Linked DNA regions of Homo sapiens: region 2 is linked to region 1. The links are chromatin contacts, found by Hi-C or POLR2A ChIA-PET in ENCODE. All regions are on one chromosome and are shown on one strand. Each heading gives the region's core, a stretch centred on a gene start or an enhancer-like site at or near the end of the contact. The rest is flanking DNA. Distances are from core to core; before and after follow the strand shown. Region 1 overlaps BCAP31 (B cell receptor associated protein 31). Region 2 holds the start of L1CAM (L1 cell adhesion molecule).

Region 1 (5,706 bases), core at 1,665-4,164:
GGGAGTGTTGAGTGGGGACAGAGTGTCAGTTTGAGAAAATAAATTCTAGAGGTGGATGGAAGTGGTGGCTGCGCAACACTGTGACTGCACTTAATGCCACTGAATTGCACATTTAACGATGGTGAAAATGGCTCATTACATATACACTGATGACACTATATATATGTATGATATATATGCGTTTTACCATGAGAAGAGGTGGAGAGGAATTGGAGACACTGAGTACAGACAGGTCCTTCAACGGGCGGGACCCCGTGCACAAGATGAGCATGTGGCACCCCACCCTCAAAGGGCTGGGCACCATGGCAGGGCACAGCAGGCAATGCAGTGGGCGGCTCAGGCAAGCACAGAGAGCATCAGAGATTGGAGCCTGTGAAGGGGGAGCAGGTGACCCCTCAGAGCAAAGTGACAGCTTGGGCTGCTCCCTTTGCGTCCTGCCCAGGACTGCTATCGTGCTATGGGAGAACCCCCAGAGGCCCTGCTCCTCAGCAGGCAGCACCCCCTATGGAGGGGCTTTACCCCTAAACTTCTGGAGCCAGGGGAGGGACCTGGCTTGGAATACGGCCAACCAAGAGCCTGGGTGAGAAATACACGGACCAGACAGGGAGCAGAGAAAGGAGTGGCAGTGCAGTCCCACCCTAGCTCAGCCAGGGGCTCTGGAGCCTGTCCTGCAGTCCCTGGCCCCCATCTCTTCAGCAACCGCTGTTTCCAGTTTTCTTTTTCTCCCTGAGAAGCCTGTCCTCTCACCATGCCTGCGCCTTCAAGAACCCCGCCTGCTGGCAGCTCCCACATCTCCGGCCTGGCCCTCCTTAGCTGCAAAGGTGCTTCCCAACATCAGCAAGACCTCTCCCCAGGGTGCCCCAGGCCCTCACACAGCCCCTGTCCCCAACCGACTCCAACTGTCCTGCAGCCCACAGTCACCCTCAGGACCCCTGAGCTCAGGCCAACTGCTTTATACACTGTCAGCCAAGTCTCTGCCTGGATGACAATCACCCTCTGCTAATTGTTCTCCGCACCTCCAGGCCAAATGCCCTCCAAGCCACCTCATGCACCACGATGACACTAAACACACAGAAAAAAGACATTGAAAAAAGGAAACTTCACAGAGGCCTGTCACTTAAAGAGGGTCCTGAAATAGAGACACCATTTCCTCAGGACTTAGCTCCTGCATCAGGGGTTAGGACACAGAGATCAACAAGCAGCAGGCTTTGCCCTCAAGCAGCTCGCAGTCTAGTGGAAGATGGGTAAGAAAACAGATCAGGACGCCCACGGGTGCAGATGCCCTGGAACAGAAGCTGATCCAGGAAGGCGCGAGCCTGCAGGCCGCCCTCCAGTCTAGGCTGGGCAAGCACCTCAATTTTCATCTCTAAGAGCCTGTGCCCACACCCCCTGCCCCGTTGTTGTTCCATCACTCCACTAGAAAGGGCGCTCCAGAAGCTGGCCTCGTGCAGCTTTCTGTCTGCTGCTGGCCTAGGCAGAACAGCGGAAGAAGCCATCAGGGCTGGTGAGGGAAGCACCCGTTTGGACTTTAGCCTTTCAAAGCTCAGAGAAGGGTGAGCTCAGGGAGGTCCAAGGTAGCTGAGAGCACTTCCTGGAAAAGTGGGATCAGCCTTCGGCCTTGGCACAGCAACCAGAGGGTATCGCCCACGTGTCCCCTACTCCCTCAGACACCACCTCTCAGACCGCCTGGAAAGGGACAGAACTCGTCATGAGGCGGCTGTGCTCTGAGCACAAGGGAAGGGCGACAGGATGCTAGAGAAGGGAACCACTGGCCTGGGCCCGGACAGGGCAGGCAGAAGCGAGCATGCACAGCAGGCCGTCAGCTACCCTGCCAGCATCAACATCCTTCAGGGGTCCCCCCAGTTCCAGGAGACACACCTCTAACCTGCTCCCCTGACCCTTCCGCCCAGTCCTCATGCAGACACCAGGCATGGCAGAGGCCCTGCAGGGTGGAAGCACTGTGCTGCGGGCGGGGGCTGCCTTCCTCATGTGCTACTGGAGAGTAGCACAGTGCAGGGGCCTGGGCACTGGTGCCAGGCAGGAAGCCCCGGTACTGGCCTGGCTTGCTGTGGGCCTGGAAGACACAGCTCTGAGGGAGCCACGGGAGGGACACCCTGGAGCCAGCACAGCGCTCTGGTGGCAGGCACACACCCAGCACGTTCTCAGGGCCAAGGGCCCCAGCCCATTCCCAGCCCCTTTCTGCCTAGCTCTGCCCTGGGCCAGCTCCAGGTCACTGCCAAGGACAAGTCTCCTCTCCCAGCTGGCATTAGTCAGAGGTCATCCTGCAAACCTTCGGGGGGGGGGGCAGGGAGTGACTAGTGGCGTTCTGCCACGTTCTGTCTGTCCCAAATGTGACGAACAGGAACCCAGAGAAGGCAAGCGAGTCCTCTACCCGGAAGCCCCGCCGGTTTACTGAGCCTCCCAAGCTGCCCACACCCAGGGAGGCAGACAGGACACACACTCGGCGGGTGGCCCTGAAGCGAGGCCTGGCCCAGCCCGGGGAGCAGGAGGACAGAGAGGGCAAGGCCTTCGAGAACAGGTGTGAGCCTGGCCTTCAGTGGGGGAAACAGGTTGAAGGGCTGTGGCCGCTTGGGGGCTCCAGGCAGGAGAGAAAGCAGAGCCCTCCCCACAGCTGCAGTCACACACCGCACCACGTACACACCATGACAACTTTTATTGCCCTCAAGAGAAACTCCAGTCCACCTGCTCCACCCACCCTCCTGCGGGACCAAAGAAAACACCCAGAGGGCAAAACAAAAAGGGGCTCAAACCAACAGGAAGTCAGCCCCACCGCAAGCCGGACTACAACTAACTCGTGCTCTCCACGCTCAGGCGTGGAAGCCAAGGCTGTGCCAGGCCTGGCCAGGCCAAGCAGGATGACAGCAAACGCATTCTGAACGTGTAGCAATCAGGTCCCCTGTAATGTGCTTGGAGAGTGTGGACAAGGGCCGAGATGACGAGCTATGAGCTGTGGAAGGGAATGGGGGAAGCAGAAGGGCACAAACAGAAGTACTGGAGGGAGAGGCCGGGCTCTCAGGAAGCAGCAGGCACGTGCCAGGTGGAAGCCAGCTGCAGGCAGGGGAGGAAGGAGGCCCTTACTCTTCCTTCTTGTCCATGGGACCATCTACTGCAGCCTGGAAAGGGACAGAAATCCCACAGCAGTAGGTTGGCCGGGTCCACTCCTCCCCTGCCACCTCCAGCCCCATGCCCCAGAGGTCCACCTCGGTTCCCCTCTCTCCTAACAACAGCTATTCAAGTGAACAAGGGGCCCCCTCCCCAGCTGCACCCAAAGGCCTGCCAGGGTGGGAGCGTCAGCCCTGGCCCACGCTCTAGGGAAAGCCCTGGACCTAACGCCAGCCAGGGAGGACTGCCAGGACCTCACTGGGGGCTGAGTCCTGGCTGCAGGGAACAGCAAGGCATCCAGTCCCCTTCAAGACCTGATCAGACCCTTCCCAACTCTGCACACCTTTGACAGGTGCCCTCGAAGCCCATCTGCCAAGCCTGCCCCATACAGAGGGCATGGGTGCCCCCTTTGAGGCTGGACCCTTCCTCCCCACCTGCTGTGGTGCCCAAACTTGGGCCACCAAGCACTGAGGCCAGCTGTCCAAAGTTAGGAGTATTTATGTGGCCCTCACTCCCAACGTCAAGACCGCCTGGGCTTCCAGATGCGGCCTGGTGCACCCAAGCTAGTCTGAGGACTCAGATCAGGCCTAGGGCAGCAGGTGATGGCCACAACTAGCGCCTGCTAGGGAAGGTGCCTTTTTGACACCTTGTGCCCTCACTTGCCCAGGGATCTTTGCCCTACGTCACTCCCCAGCACCCTAGGAAAGAAGGCCAGCAGTGGGTCCCAGAGTTTCACCTGCTTCTTTGTTCTTGACCAGGCCCCAAACCATGGCTGCGCCTGAGCACGAAGGTAGGAAGGCTCAGAGCCTAGTGAGCCAGTGCCACTCCTGAGGGCCGCCTTGGCAAGTGCCTACATCTGCTGCCAGGCCACCCCCCTCCTGCCCGGTGAAGGGTCCCACTCAGTAGGGCAGAGGTGGCCAGGGGGAGTGGTGGAGAGGGCAGCCAGCCCCTGGGCCCCTGGAAGGTTCCCTCCGCACCCGCAGGGGCTGCCTCATCCTGCTCTGCTCTCCTGCCCTGGGCGCAGCAATACGGGAGGGCTGACCTGCAGCTTTGCGTGCTCCTCCAGCAAGCGGTCGTACTCCTTGGTGAGGCCCTCAGACTGCTTCCGCATGGCCAGAACCTGGTTTTCAGCTTTCTCTAGTTCTTGAAATGATGTAAATGACCAAGAAAACAGAAACGAAAAGACAGGAATTAGGGGGAAAAAACCCGACTGCTACAGACACCAGAAACTGGCCCAAATCTATCTCAAACGAGGTTATACAGGAGGCTACTTCTCAAAATAAAGCCCCTCTGCTTTTGCAGGCCCCCAAAGTAGAGGGAAAGGGCTGACAAAAAAGCTCAAGATAAAGCAAAAGAAACACAGAGGCCATCCCCCAGTCCCTTTAATGGAGAGGAACTCTAGTGGCTCTCGGCAAGGGTAACCTCCAGGGAGGCTGAGAGTGGGAGACAGGGAGCAAGATCCCAGCCTGCAAGCGAGACCCAATGACAACCACGCCTTGCACACAGCAGCAGCAGGCGAGGCCTGTGGTATTGGGGGAAAACGCCCCAGACTTAAGTCTATGCGTGGGAGACCAAAGACAGGCAGGCCGCTTGGGAGCCGCCCACTCCCCTCCTGAACGCCACTCCCACACTCCCCTCATTCTCAGCCCCCAGGCATGCTGGGGCTACCGTGCCACACTCTGGACGGGAAAGCCCCAGCATGCACTGCTCTAGTGCAGGGCAATCGAGGCCCACCAACTGCAGCCTGGTTCCTCCTGAGCCCCATTCAAACCACTTAGCCTCACTGGCCTGCCGGCTAAGCATGGCTGCATTGGGGTTGGAGGCGCAGGGTGCTATTGGTCTGTTTTCAGCCAGCCCTCGAGCGTGCGTGCAAGGCTTGTTACTAATACTTTGGCACAAAATGGGCAGCAGCGGGCAGAGGAGGCTCCTCTGGACTTCCCTGCGGGGAAGGACACGAGGTCGAGCCTCACTTTGCTTAGTGCTGGCCAGCTCGTCCTTTAGCTTCTGCAGGTCAGCCTTCAGGCTCCTGTTCTCTTCCTCCAACTTCACCTCAGCATTCCCGACATCCAACTTGCCTCCGTCAACAGCAGCTCCCTGGGAAAAGTGCCAAAGGCCAGGGTTACTCAGGAGGGAGGGAGGGAGAGGTTCCAGCCCCATCCTCCCCACCGAGCTGCGGTTCCTCAAGCTGCCCTGGCCACACGCCCCTTCGGAAATGTCAACGCGGAACCGAGCCACCACTTGCTCCCAGCTCCTAGGCAAAGGCCAGGGCGTGGCTGCCCGCCGAGGGAAAGAGAAGCGCCAGCGGGGCCACCTGCTGCAGCTCGCCGGGCACGCCTTGCCTGCCCTGGCCCCTGGCCCCTGGCCCCTGGCCCTGCCTCCTTCCCAAGCAGCAGGGCTCAGCAGCTCCATGGTGCTCACCAACCCCTCCACAGATGGCGGTGCCTCGTGCTCCCTACATGGTGCCGCTCACTGCAGTTAGGAGCCCCCAGTCGGCCTGGCCAGCTCTATCCCACCTCTGCATCCACATCCCTCCGAGCTTGCCTTGCAGCTCACCTCCTGACGGGACGTCTAAGACTGGCCAAC
Region 2 (5,706 bases), core at 1,551-4,050, 190 kb after region 1:
AGGAGGAAGGTGATGGCCCTGGGGGTGGGGCACAGGGAGACGTGGGAGGCTGCAGAGGAGAGAGCAGGGGGGCGGGGGAAGCAGGAGAAGGAGGTGTCCGAGATGGGCCAGATCAGAGCAAGTAAGACAGCGACTGCAGGGGCAGGGATGCTGCAGGCCCATTCCAGATGGCCCCACCCAGGGACCCAGCCCCAGCCCATTGCAGGGGCAGAGGACAGGGCAATGAGCACCCTGCTGGGGACCCTAGAAGGGCATCCAGACCCCCCGCCTCCCCCACTGTCTGAACCACGAGGGAGGGAGGCAGGGCCCCCACTCATGCCCCCACTCATGCCTGGCAGACCAGGGTCTTGGCTGGGATCCCCATCCTGGCAGACCTCCTCACAGGACCCCACCACTACCCCAGGTTCTCCCATGAACGTGCCCTCCTGGAGCCTGGGCCACTCTGCGAGGCCGCATCACCCTCACACCCAGAAAAGCACTCAGTGCAGCCATTTCGAGCTTTGAAAGGGAACTTGGTGATCAAGGTAGGGCACACAGGCCTGTCTCCTCGACCCTCACCTGCCAGTCCTGGCCAGGTGCATGCCAAGGAAGGCGCCAGCTGTAGTTCCAGTGGTGGAAAGGGCTCGGACCTGGGAGAGGCCGATTGGGGGCACAATCTGGGCACCCTGCTCACTGTAGGAGCCCTCAGGCCAGGCCCTTCCTCACTCTTTGCCTCCCTTTTCCCTTCAGATAATCATCAAGAAAAAAGAAAACAAGTGACACCCCACGAAGACAGGGACAATGCTGGTCCAGTTTGTCACTGGCTCTTCCATGGGCAGCCCAGAGCCCGGCCCAAAGGAGCACTGGCCATGAGCAGCTGCCCAGTACACGACTGCCCATCGCTGGGATCCTGAGCGCCTGGGTAGGGAAGCTCTTCACTGGCTGCAGGGCAGGGGACCCCGCCACCTTGAAGCGCTGATTGTCCTCCTGATGCTCAGCAGGGAGCTGGCAGCTGGGAACTTGGGGAGGAGCCTTTTAGGAGCGCGGTGTAGCAAACCAGGGAGGCTGGGGCGTGCTGAACGTGTTTCCCTCTTGGTGATCAGATCACTAGCGATTCTTAATTTCTTTTGTTCTTTTCTGTATATTTCAAGTGTCCTACAATAAGATGTATTACTTTCGGGATCATACACACACAAACATCAATAAATATGGAGAGAGACTCAGATGCAGCAGAGAGAAATGACCAGGAGCCAAGGAGGTGGGAAGGTCCCAGGCCCAACCCTGCCCCAAACTTCCCATGTGGCCAAGACAGCCGAGTCCTCAAAGGCTCTGGAGCCCTCAGGTGTGCACATGTGGGCACTGCATGGGAGCTGTGCCAGGGGAGAGGCCAGGCTGGGCCAAGTCCCACCACCTGCAGCAAGGAGCTGACGGGAGGGGAGAGGCCCTGGGGAGGCCCCCGCCCCAGAAAGATGATGCTGGGCAGCAGCCCCCAGGGGAAGAAGGGCGGACTGCACTGATTTACGTCAGGGCCACATGAGTCAGCAGAGATGGCACTGGGCTGCCCCGATGCCCCTGCCCTCAGGGTGGGGTTAACAGGGGCAGGGTATCTACCTGGGGGGTGCCAGGCCCCCACTCCTTCTGGAGAAGGGGGCAGATGGCTCTAGGCCTGCCTTCCTGAGAGGGACAGTGATAGGTGGGGGGTCCAGATACCCTGTCGGGGGCAATGGATTGTAGTGCGTGTTCTTTGCAATCCCTGCCAACCAAGAGGCCCCAAAAGTCTGACCTGGAATGGAGGGAATAGGAATCGCTGACCCCTCCCATAACCGCACAGAGATAGGAAGATGTGGCAGTGGGCAAAAGACCTGCAGTGCGCAGGGACCGCCTGAGCCAGTGAGGCCCACCTTCCCTCACCCCTACCTGATGGACCCTACCTGATGGACACCCATGCACGGGAGGCACAGCAGTGGGTGCCCGAACCGACCTCACCCACTCCAGCCCTGACTGGCCACAGAGCCTGTGGAAACGGGCTCCAGAGGCGCCCTACGCCTCCGGGGAGGAGCCCCTGGCTCTGCGGCAGGTTTTCGGGTGAGCCCGGAGGAGCCCAGGCTGGGATTTGGAAAGAAGAAGGAGGAGAACAAAGCCCCCCCAACCTTGGGGCGGAGGGGCAGGCAGCGCCCAGTCCCGTTCACTCCCCTCCCCCCATTGCAGGGGCGGCTTATCCCGATCTACCCCTCACCACGCTGTCAGCCGGGATTTTCAACCAAACTGAGCTCTCGGCTGGGGATGAGGGGCAGCCACGCCCAGGGCCACACCCCACGGCGGCCTGTGGGGGAGCGCTCGACCCGATCTGGCTTCCTTTCTCAGACACGCACACACGCACGGGGACCCGCCAACTTCAGCCCCCGCCTGCCCACACAGACCCTGCCTGACGCCCCCCGCCCTGTTCTCCCGCCCAGGCCAGCATCTGGGGCCCCGCAGGTTACCCCTCACCTGTCGGGCTCGGGCACCCGGCATCCCTCCCCCGCCCCGCTTACAGCCCGCGGTGCCCGGAGCCCGACGCCCGGCATGGGTGGGGCTCCGGCAGCAACGCCGGTTACCGCGGGCCGGACCGGGCCGGGACTCCCTGGTCCGTGCACCCCGGGCAGAGCGGTGTGGTGTCGCCGGGGGATCGCGGCCGCGGCCCGGGTCGCACGGGGAGGCCAGCCCGCCTTACCTGCGCTGCGGCCACCGCTCGGGCTGCCCGCCCAGCCTCCGCGCACGCCGGCCTCGGACCCGCCGCCCGAGCGCGTCTGCGATGCCGATGCTGCGGCAGCAGCGGCTGTGGCGGGGCGGGGCGGGCGTGCGCGCAGGGGCGGGGGAGGGGAGCGCCGGGGAGGAGAGGGAGGGAGGAGTGAGATCACCTCCCCGGCCGCCCGCCCCGCCCCGCCCCGCCCCGCCGCACCCTAGCCCCTGGTGCCAGCCGAGCGCGGCTTGGGCTGGGGGCCCCCGGGCAGCCCACTCCGGGAGCTCAGCGGGACCCCAGCCGACGGGTCCCGCCAGACCCCCTTCCCCGCAGACCGGGAGTCTCCGGCCGGAGAGTGTCCTCAGCCCCAGCGCAAGGGAGCCCGCTGTGAAAGCTCGGAGCGGGAATCGCGGGGCGAGAGTGCTCCCAGAGGCCTGGGGCCGGGCGGTGGAGAGAGGAGTCCGGCAAGGAAGGGGATGCTCCCTTAGCCTCGGCCTGGCCCTCGACGGCGCCGGCCAGCGATGGGCACCTGCACGCAACGCCCCCCCAACACACACACACAGGGCAGGACTCCCGGGACCTCTCCCGAATGCCCCCCGATCCTGAGGGCCCAGTCAGGGTCCTGTTGGGAGGGGTGCGGGGGCTTCGTCCTCAGCGTGTTGGGGAGGCGCCGCGGAGCACCGGCTCCTGCGCACCCCAGAGCCCAGGTGGGCGGCAGGGTAGGAGGCGAGCCCAGGGGAGACAGGGTCTGGGAGAGGGTATCCCTCGAACTGCCACCCCCAACTCCCAGATTTTCCTCCAGCTCTCTGGTGTCTTATTTCTTTGTCCTCGGGATTGGCCCCATTCGACCTTTCCCGCCGACTCCACTCTCTCCCACTCTCCCCCGCAGCCCTGCACAGGATCGAGAAGGAAGGAGCTCCTCCCCAGTGCCCCCTCCTAGGCTCAAGGCCATGACCTCACAGGCGAGGAAGCAAAATGGAGGGGGTAAGAATTCCGGAGCCGGCGAGCTGGCTGCAGCCTCAGGGCTAGGAAGGCCTAGGGCCCCGATGGCAGATTGCAGATCTGGCGGCCACGGTATTTTTATGGGCATGCCTGTTGCCCAGTGAAGCATTCCAGGGGCCCTCGACTCAGTCTCACAAGACTCCCCAAGTGGTGTGGGGCCCTGGAGGGCCCACATGGGAGCAGCCCTGGCATCCTGGCTTGGATGCCCCACCCCCATAGTGCCAGCTTCAGTTCCCCTGGAATGGGAAGCTTGGGGTGGACCCATCTGTGCTCAGAGAGGGTCTGGATGCCATGTTTGCCCAGCCTTTAGGAGGAGAATGGACAAGACTAGGCACCTGAGTGAAGACGGACGGCTAGGGAGACTGCTTCCAGAGTGGGGGCACTTGCAGGGCATCTTCAGGTGACAGCAGAGGAAACTGAGCCCGCCTGGGTCACGAGGCCAGCAGGCTCATGAGCTGGGCCAAGAGGGCGTACTTTCCATGAGGCACTGAGCTGTGGTCAGCTTCCTGCCTTTGCTGATCTGAACTCTGATAGGCCTCTCTCCTTTCCAGTTGCTGCCTCCACTCACTCCCTACGTTCCCAGCCTTTCCTCCAAGCCCCAACTTCTGCAAATCCTTTACCTAATCTAGGGTTTGATGCCCATCAGGATGGTGAAGTAAGCAGGGAATAGAGCCCGTTTATACGCACCTGCTAATGTGTAGTGATGGGTCCATTTATGGTAACAAAAAATTCATTACTAGGATTACACGACATCACATTTCCTGAGCACAGCCATGGACCTGCCATCGTTACATTTCCTGCACATTTAAATTGCACACCAACCTGGGGAGGTCTGTTGAAGCATTCGCCCCACGTTACAGATGAGAAAACCAAAGCCCACAGAGCTCAAGGCTGGGTCCAGCAAGCACAGTTAGGAAGGTCTCTTTCTCTCCACTGGCTCATTGCATCCACACACACACCCCAGATGATGGTGCTGTTATTATCCTCACTCTCCCAGTGAGGTACCCAAGGTCCAGAGAGGGGCAGTCATGCAACCAGGAAGAAATTGGCACTATCAGTGCCCCCATTTCACAGATGAGGAAACCAAGGTTCAGAGGGGTCAAATGACCCACCCAAGATAGCCCAGAAGGTAAATGGCAGAACTCGGACTTGAATTCCCTTCTGCTTGACCACGATGCCCATTCTCACTTCCATGTAATGAAGTGGAGGAGCCAATGGGAGCAAGAGCAAGAGTGACAGAAGACCAAGGGCAGAGCAAGTCCCAGGAGAAGCAGGAGGGACTGGCCCTGAACAAGAGGCAAGCCACCCCCCCACTGCCATGTGCTTGCTGTTGGAGGTTAGGGGGACACCAAGTAGACAGATGACTGTCTCTTTCCCTTCAACGTCAAGTGCTTCTCACAGCCCTGCTCCCTGTGACCCAGCCCTCATAGACACAGTGGACTGGACAAGGGAAGCCCCAGACTCTGACCCTGTGATGAGCATGCAGAAGACGCAGAAGCCACAGACGACAGTGGGGCAGTAAGGAAGTGCCAGCAGGCAGGCGGGGTGGGCTCAGCCAGACGTGTCTTTCTCTGTTCTCCTTTCAATCTTTCTGTGTCTTCATATCTCAGGTGTAGCGCTTGGAAACAGCACATAGTTGGGTTTTGGTTTGGTTTGATTCTGTCTAACAATTCTTGTCTTTTTAAAAATCAGCTTTGAGACCTGCCTGGGCAACACAGCGAGACCACGTCTCTACAAAAAAAATTTTAAAATTAGGCATGGTGGTGCATGTCTGTAGTCCCAACTACTCAGGAGGCTGAGGTGGGAGGATCGCTGGAGCCCAAGAGGTTGAGGCTACAGTGAGCCATGATCACACCACTACACTCCAGCCTGGGTGACAGAGTGAGACCCTGTCTCAAAAAAAAAAAAAAAAAAATCAACTTTATTGGAGTATAATTTACATACAGTAAAATTCATCCTTTTGAGGTTTACAGTTCAAGGAGTTTTGGTGAATGTTGTGTGCA

Evidence for each region. Hi-C counts contacts between places; a loop is a spot of excess contacts on that map. ChIA-PET counts read pairs that join two places held with the same protein, here RNA polymerase II (POLR2A).
Region 2: a loop to region 1 is called in a map of PC-9, with 2.8 times the contacts of the local background. The contact joins the promoter of L1CAM here to the enhancer-like site in region 1. A Hi-C loop is called at or near these places in 1 of 168 maps with a recorded cell type or tissue (PC-9). POLR2A ChIA-PET finds 5 or more read pairs at or near these places in 2 of 52 experiments (HEK293 and OCI-LY7).

Annotation. Positions count from the first base shown.
Region 1 is chrX:153,697,842-153,703,547 of GRCh38, forward strand. It overlaps BCAP31 (B cell receptor associated protein 31), which reads right to left. Exons shown (of 8, transcript NM_001256447.2): 6 at 5,094-5,217; 7 at 4,166-4,266; 8 at 2,651-3,134. The coding sequence ends at 3,096. Among named protein-coding and RNA genes, the nearest start is that of SLC6A8, 13 kb to the left of the region's middle. Within about 2 kb of position 2,915, at least 10 of the 41 ENCODE cell types and tissues checked have a DNase peak (open chromatin) inside an H3K27ac peak, as active enhancers do.
Region 2 is chrX:153,883,373-153,889,078 of GRCh38, forward strand. It overlaps L1CAM (L1 cell adhesion molecule), which reads right to left and starts at 2,801. Exons shown (of 29, transcript NM_001278116.2): 1 at 2,693-2,801. L1CAM-AS1 (L1CAM antisense RNA 1) reads left to right here. Exons shown (of 7, transcript NR_130768.1): 2 at 339-524; 3 at 576-901; 4 at 1,991-2,064; 5 at 2,436-2,605; 6 at 3,591-3,685; 7 at 5,125-5,618.